2 separate regions of the Homo sapiens genome follow, and region 1 is linked to region 2. The links are chromatin contacts, found by Hi-C or POLR2A ChIA-PET in ENCODE. All regions are on one chromosome and are shown on one strand. Each heading gives the region's core, a stretch centred on a gene start or an enhancer-like site at or near the end of the contact. The rest is flanking DNA. Distances are from core to core; before and after follow the strand shown. Region 1 holds the start of TSFM (Ts translation elongation factor, mitochondrial). Region 2 holds the start of B4GALNT1 (beta-1,4-N-acetyl-galactosaminyltransferase 1).

The links. A loop is a pair of places that touch in the nucleus more often than their neighbours do. ChIA-PET counts read pairs that join two places held with the same protein, here RNA polymerase II (POLR2A). Pooled maps may share reads with other maps.
Region 1: a loop to region 2 is called in a pooled map, with 2.1 times the contacts of the local background. The contact joins the promoter of TSFM here to the promoter of B4GALNT1 in region 2. A Hi-C loop is called at or near these places in 2 of 50 pooled maps. POLR2A ChIA-PET finds 5 or more read pairs at or near these places in 3 of 52 experiments (A673, K562 and naive thymus-derived CD4-positive, alpha-beta T cell).

Annotation. Positions count from the first base shown.
Region 1 is chr12:57,781,274-57,784,098 of GRCh38, forward strand. TSFM (Ts translation elongation factor, mitochondrial) reads left to right here and starts at 1,514. Exons shown (of 6, transcript NM_005726.6): 1 at 1,514-1,585; 2 at 1,837-2,010. The coding sequence starts at 1,529. It overlaps EEF1AKMT3 (EEF1A lysine methyltransferase 3), which reads left to right. Exons shown (of 3, transcript NM_015433.3): 3 at 1-1,268. RefSeq lists enhancers at 1,275-2,144, 1,498-1,567.
Region 2 is chr12:57,631,928-57,634,864 of GRCh38, forward strand. It overlaps B4GALNT1 (beta-1,4-N-acetyl-galactosaminyltransferase 1), which reads right to left and starts at 1,274. Exons shown (of 11, transcript NM_001478.5): 1 at 845-1,274; 2 at 1-206. The coding sequence starts at 205. RefSeq lists an enhancer at 504-1,465 and a silencer at 1,008-1,307.

The DNA.
Region 1 (2,825 bases), core at 264-2,763, 150 kb after region 2:
GGTCTCAAACTCCTGGGCTCAAGTGATCCACCCGCCTTGCCTCCCAAAGTGCTGGGATTGCAGGCATGGCCCACTGTGCTAGCCTAGGATTTTTTTTTTTTTTTAAGAAAGAATTAAGCCTTAAAAATCTATTGTGCAAGAACCCAACTTTTACTCAGGAGCTGAGAAGGAAGAAGCCTCAAACCACCCATTTCCTGCTTTTTAGAGATAGAGTCTAGTGGAACCATGGCTCTAACTGGGTCAAGTCCTCCTAGCTCTGAAGCTAAGGCTGCAGAGCTGTCCTTTGGACTGTATTTCTTCATGCTTTCCAGAGTTAGAGCCTTGATCACGGAACATCATTGTGTGCAGAAGAATACTGTACCTAGTACTAAGTTCTTTTCATCTTTGATTTTTCTTTAGCTTCATCAGTCCTTCCTTCCTAATCTCTAATCCCCTGAAGCCTAACACAGTTCCTAATGTGTTTTGCCTTAACCTCTTTTCTCTTCCCACATTGGTACTTCTGGTTGGGGCTCTCTTTACTTACTGCTTAGGCACATAGTCACCTTCTCTGGACTCCCTGCTTCCATGCTTTCTCCTTCAGTCCATTCCGCAAACTCTTGTGATCTTCCAAAATTAGCTCTGATTAGCTTTCACTTCCTGTAGAAGCAAGAACAAGCTCCTCTGCTTGGTACTTAGTCTGTGTCCATGTGATCCAAAATTACCTTCCTATTGCATTTCCTACTCCTTTGCTACGTGTATTGGACCTCTGGCCAAATTACAAAAGATGTACTCTTTGTTCTCTAAAACCACACTAAAGTTTTCTGACTTCTTTCACACTCTTTATGATAATCCTCTGCCTGAAAGGCTATTGCCACCTGTCAAAATCTTCATTATTCTTTGCCTCTTTCCTGAGCCTCTTGCTTGAATGTGATTTCTTTCTCCCTGAGACCCATAAGGTTCATCTTATGGGACCTTAATTTGTCTTGCATGGACATTTGTGATTCTCATTTTCTCACCATTAAATTACCTTGGAGGGTAGGGCTGTGGTTTACTCCTGTCTAAACCCCTGAAGCCTAACACAGTTCCTGGCACACAACAGGTGTTCAACAGATATTGTGCTCATTCAATAAATATTTACTCGCTTTGTTTAATGGATTCCACCCCTGCCTTCCTAGGTGACCTTGGACAAATTCTCGAACCCATTCACCAACCACACAAGTTTGTTGTGAGTCATAAATGGATAATGAATATAAATGCGCATTGAAAATAAACATAAAATGTTACCCACATTTCTTGTGTTGTTGTTTTGTGACGACTTTATTTCTTGGTTTCTGTTATTTTACCTGGGGTGGGAGGTGGGGGGTAATTCCCGTATGAAATGTGTCGTCTCAAGAAATCAAGTAGAGGCGAGGACTGTGTTCCTCCGGCCAGCAGGTGGCACCATACTCGTTTGGTGCGTTCCGCTGGAGAATTCTGGCCCTTCCGCCGCGCCGTAGGTTTGTTGCCTCACCAGTGCGCCCGCCGGAGGGTGTTTATCGCGGCTAGAGAGATGTCGCTGCTGCGGTCGCTGCGCGTGTTTCTGGTCGCGCGGACCGGGAGCTACCCGGTGAGAAGTCCTGGTGCTGGTACCGACCTGCTGTCCCTGCAGCTCTCCTGTGCGCCTGTACCTTTCCCTTCCTCCCAACCTCGTTTGACTCCATCTCACCTTCCCCGACAGCATTGCCTCTGCCCAGTCCAGCCCCGGTGCACCCCCCTTTGCACACTGTCCGCTCCCTAAGGTCGCTTCCCTGCCCGTGTACCCTTCACCCTCTGGAGTTTGCTGCTTCCTGCTCCTCATCCCTTTCTTATCTCATCTAGGCTGGGTCTCTTCTGCGTCAGTCGCCCCAGCCAAGGCACACATTTTATGCTGGGCCCCGTCTGTCTGCCTCGGCCTCCAGCAAGGAGCTCCTCATGAAGCTGCGGCGGAAAACAGGCTACTCCTTTGTAAATTGCAAGAAAGCTCTGGAGACTTGTGGCGGGGACCTCAAACAGGTGTGTGTGTGGAGGGGTGCAGGGCGGAGTACTAGAGCTCGACCTCAGACTCTTGGGGCGGTCACGCTGGGGAGCATAAAGTTAGACTGCTCTTCAGTGACCATAATGGCACAGTCCTAAGTGGAAATCTGGCTTAAATGACAACCTTGGCCTTGACTTTGTCTTATTTGAAAGCAGTTGAGTATCCCAGGATTAACAAACCAGACTGTTACGGTGTTTCTTGTTGCCTGGAGCTGAAAGGGTTTGTGTGAGCTTTGGAGTCAGATTGTTCAGGAGTCAAATTGTGGGGCCCCCACACTGTCTGACTTTAGACTTTTTTTTTTTTTTTCAGACGGAGTCTTGCTCTGTGGCCCAGGCCGGCGTGCAATGGCACGATGTTGGCTCACTGCAACCTCCGCCTCCCGGGTTCAAGCGATTCTCCTGCCTCAGCCTCCTGAGTAGTTGGGATTACAGGCGTGCGCCACGACACCCGGCTATTTTATTTTTTATTTTTTATTTTTTTTTGTATTTTTAGTAGAGATGGGGTTTCGCCGTGTCGGCCAGGCTGGTCTCGAACTCCTGGCCTCAGGTGATCCGCCCGCCTCGGCTTCCCAGAGTGGTGGGATTACAGGAGTGAGCCACCGCGCCCGGCTGACTTTAGACATCTTAATCTTTCAGAGTTGTGTAGTTTTTGCCTGTACGGTCATGCGTCTCTTAATAGGAAGATACATTCTGAGAAATGGCGTCGTTAGGAGATTTTGGCTTATGCACATCATAGAGTACCTACACAAACCTAGATGGTATATTGTACTACAACCTGGGCTATATGGAATTGC
Region 2 (2,937 bases), core at 24-2,523:
CCTTGATCCTGACCGGGATGTGTGCGTAGCGGGGCTCAGGAGCAAGATCTGGCAGCTCGGGCCTGCGGGGGCTTTGCGGGGGCGCCCACGGCGCAAGAGGTAGCCGGAGGCCGGGCGCGTCCCGGGTGCTCGCGTACAGGAGCCCCAGCGAGGCGCAGGCGAGCAGAAGGACCAGAGCGCACAGGGCCCGGCGGCCCAGCCACATCCTAGGTGGGGGTAGGGTGGGGAGTGAGAAAGGGAGGGAAGAAGGGAGGGCAAGGGATGGGGCCCTTGGCCCCCGCGTCCTCAGAGGCTCCTGCCGGCTCCCAAGAGCGCTCTCCACTCCACACATCGCGCTAGGGTTTGCACTGCCAGCCGCGGTTTTCCCGGTACCCCTCCCCTCACTTCCCAGGCCCCAGGGTCTCCCGGCCTCCTTTCTTCTCGCCCTCTCCTGCATCTCGGTTTCCTCACACACCCGAGGCCTGGCATCTTAATGCTGAAGACATTTGGATGCCGCGGTTTCGACGCGGCCGTGCGTAAGCGGAAAAGCCCCGCTCTATCAGGGCAGTGGCAGTCCCCAAGCCCGCCGCCCGCCCTGGCCGGCGCGCCCCCGACTCCTCAGTCTGAGCATCACCTGGGCCGGGGTGGGCTGCGGAGGGCGGCTCCACACCTAGCCTGTCAGGAAAAAATGCAGAATCATGCCCGTGCTGGCGGGCGCCCCCGGCGGAGGTGACCCGATGAGTGGCCTCGGCAAGCGGCGCGGGGGACAGAGTGGACCGGGAAGCGCGCCTCCTCCCGCCTCCTCCCGCCTCCTCCTCCTCCCCTCACCAACCAATCCCACCCCCACCCACCCCCGGGCACTGACCTGTCTAACGCTCTAAGGCAGCGGCAAAATTTCGGTCCGGGCTGTGCCGGGCTCTCGCCCCGGCCTGAGGGTCCTCATGGGGCTGGGGGCTGCCCGATGGGGGAGCTGGGCATGAGCCTGAGGGTGTGGGGGACCCTCCTGCCTCTGGAGCGCGCCCGATCCCTCCCGTCTTGGAACTCCCGGGGCTTTTGTGGAGCGCGGCGCGGTGGTGGTTCTGGGCGTTTCCTGCCCGGGGGCGGTTGGCGGGGCGCGAGGACCAAGTTAAGAGTCTGTTGCACCCCAGCCCCGGGGCAAAGCCGGGGATCCCTGGCTCCGCGTCCCACTGGCAGCGCGGGGAGGGCTCTGGCCGCCGCCCGGCTCTTCGCACCGCAGCGCAGCGCGGCTCAGCTCCCGGCTCGTTGCGGCTGCTTCGGCTCCGCGCGGGGAATGCGAGCGCCCCGGCGCCTTCTAGTGGGCGCGGAGGAAACTGCGGGGGCGCGGAGCAAACGCGGGAAGGTCCTCGCTCACAGCCCCCAGTCCTTAGCCTCCAAACACTGGCATCTCAACCGCCTGCTCCCACGACATCCATTCCATTGCCTGCTCGTTCTGAGCTTGTAGGCAAGGATGGGCAAATAAGGGCTTTGGGAGGAGGTAGGGCGGGGGCGCGCTAAAACTCAAGTCAAGTTTGAATGTTAGGATGAAGATAAAGGAAACAACCCCTGGAAAATAAACGCTCTGCCTGGCTAACAAAGACTGAGGCACAGCCTCCCTCTCCCCCTCCTCCCCGCCCTGCCCCCCATTATTTAACAGACACTCAAGAGATACACACTGGGTAATTGAAGGCCCTATTTCCCCGAACTGCCGCTTGGTGCAACCTTGCAGGAGGAAGGGAACCCCAGAGAGGCCAGATTGGCGGTAGTTCTGCTTGCAAGCCTTAGGTCATAGCCTGATACCTCACATTGCCGAGAATCGGAGTTCTGTGGCTCCGTGGTTCTAATAAAAGATGCATCAAGATTCAATAGGAAAAAAAGATATAACAAGAAATATAGAACATAACGAAAATATGTGTGTGTGTGTGTGTGTGGTGGATTATTGAATGAATGAATTTTATACAAACAAATGACTAATCAGCTGGGGTGAAAGTGGAATCTCTACACTTCTTACACCAAAATTCCAAATGTATTAAATATTTTAATATTAAAGGTGAAATCATAAAAGTAGTGAAAGAAATCATGAAACCCGGCGCAGTGGCTCATGCTTGTAATCTCAGCACTTTGGGAGGCTGCGATAGGAGACCAGGAGTTCGAGACCAGCCTGGGCAACATGGTGAGACCCCCCCCCCCCCCCGTCTCTACAAAAAATTTAAAAATTAGCCCAGCAAGATGGCTCACACCTGTAGTCCAACTACTTAGGAGGCTGAAGTGGGAAGATTGCTTGAGCTCGGGAAGTTGAAGCTGCAGTGAGCTGAGATGGTGCCATGGCACTGTAGCCTGGGTGACAGAGCGAGACTCTGTCTCAAAAGAAGAAATCATGGAATTTTTGTTTTGTTTATGATCTTGGAGTAGGGAAGAGATCTCTAAGCCAGATGTAAAGGGAAATATTAATAAATCTGACTATATGAAAAACTTGAGTGAAGAAATTAACATACACTAAATTTGAGAGAGAAATGACAAACTGTGAAAAAATATTTGTAACATATAAGACAGGTATACTTTATCTGGTTGGTGCCCCCAGCGGAGATGACCAGGAATGAATTATGAACCATTGAAAACATAGGAATCCATGACTCCACACTGATAATACATAGATAATTAATTAATTAATTAATTAAATGAATGAAGGAGAAGGGAGAATGCCAATTAATAAATGTGGAGGGAGCTGATGGAGTTGGAAAATAACTATTTTTTAAAATTTTATTTTATTATTATTATACTTTAAGTTTTAGGGTACATGGGCACAATGTGCAGGTTAGTTACATATGAATACATGTGCCATGCTGGTGTGCTGCACCCATTAACTCGTCATTTAGCATTAGGTATATCTCCTAAAGCTATTCCTCCCCCCTCCCCCCATGAAAATAACTATTTTGCAACCATCAGAGTAAAAGTTGGTTT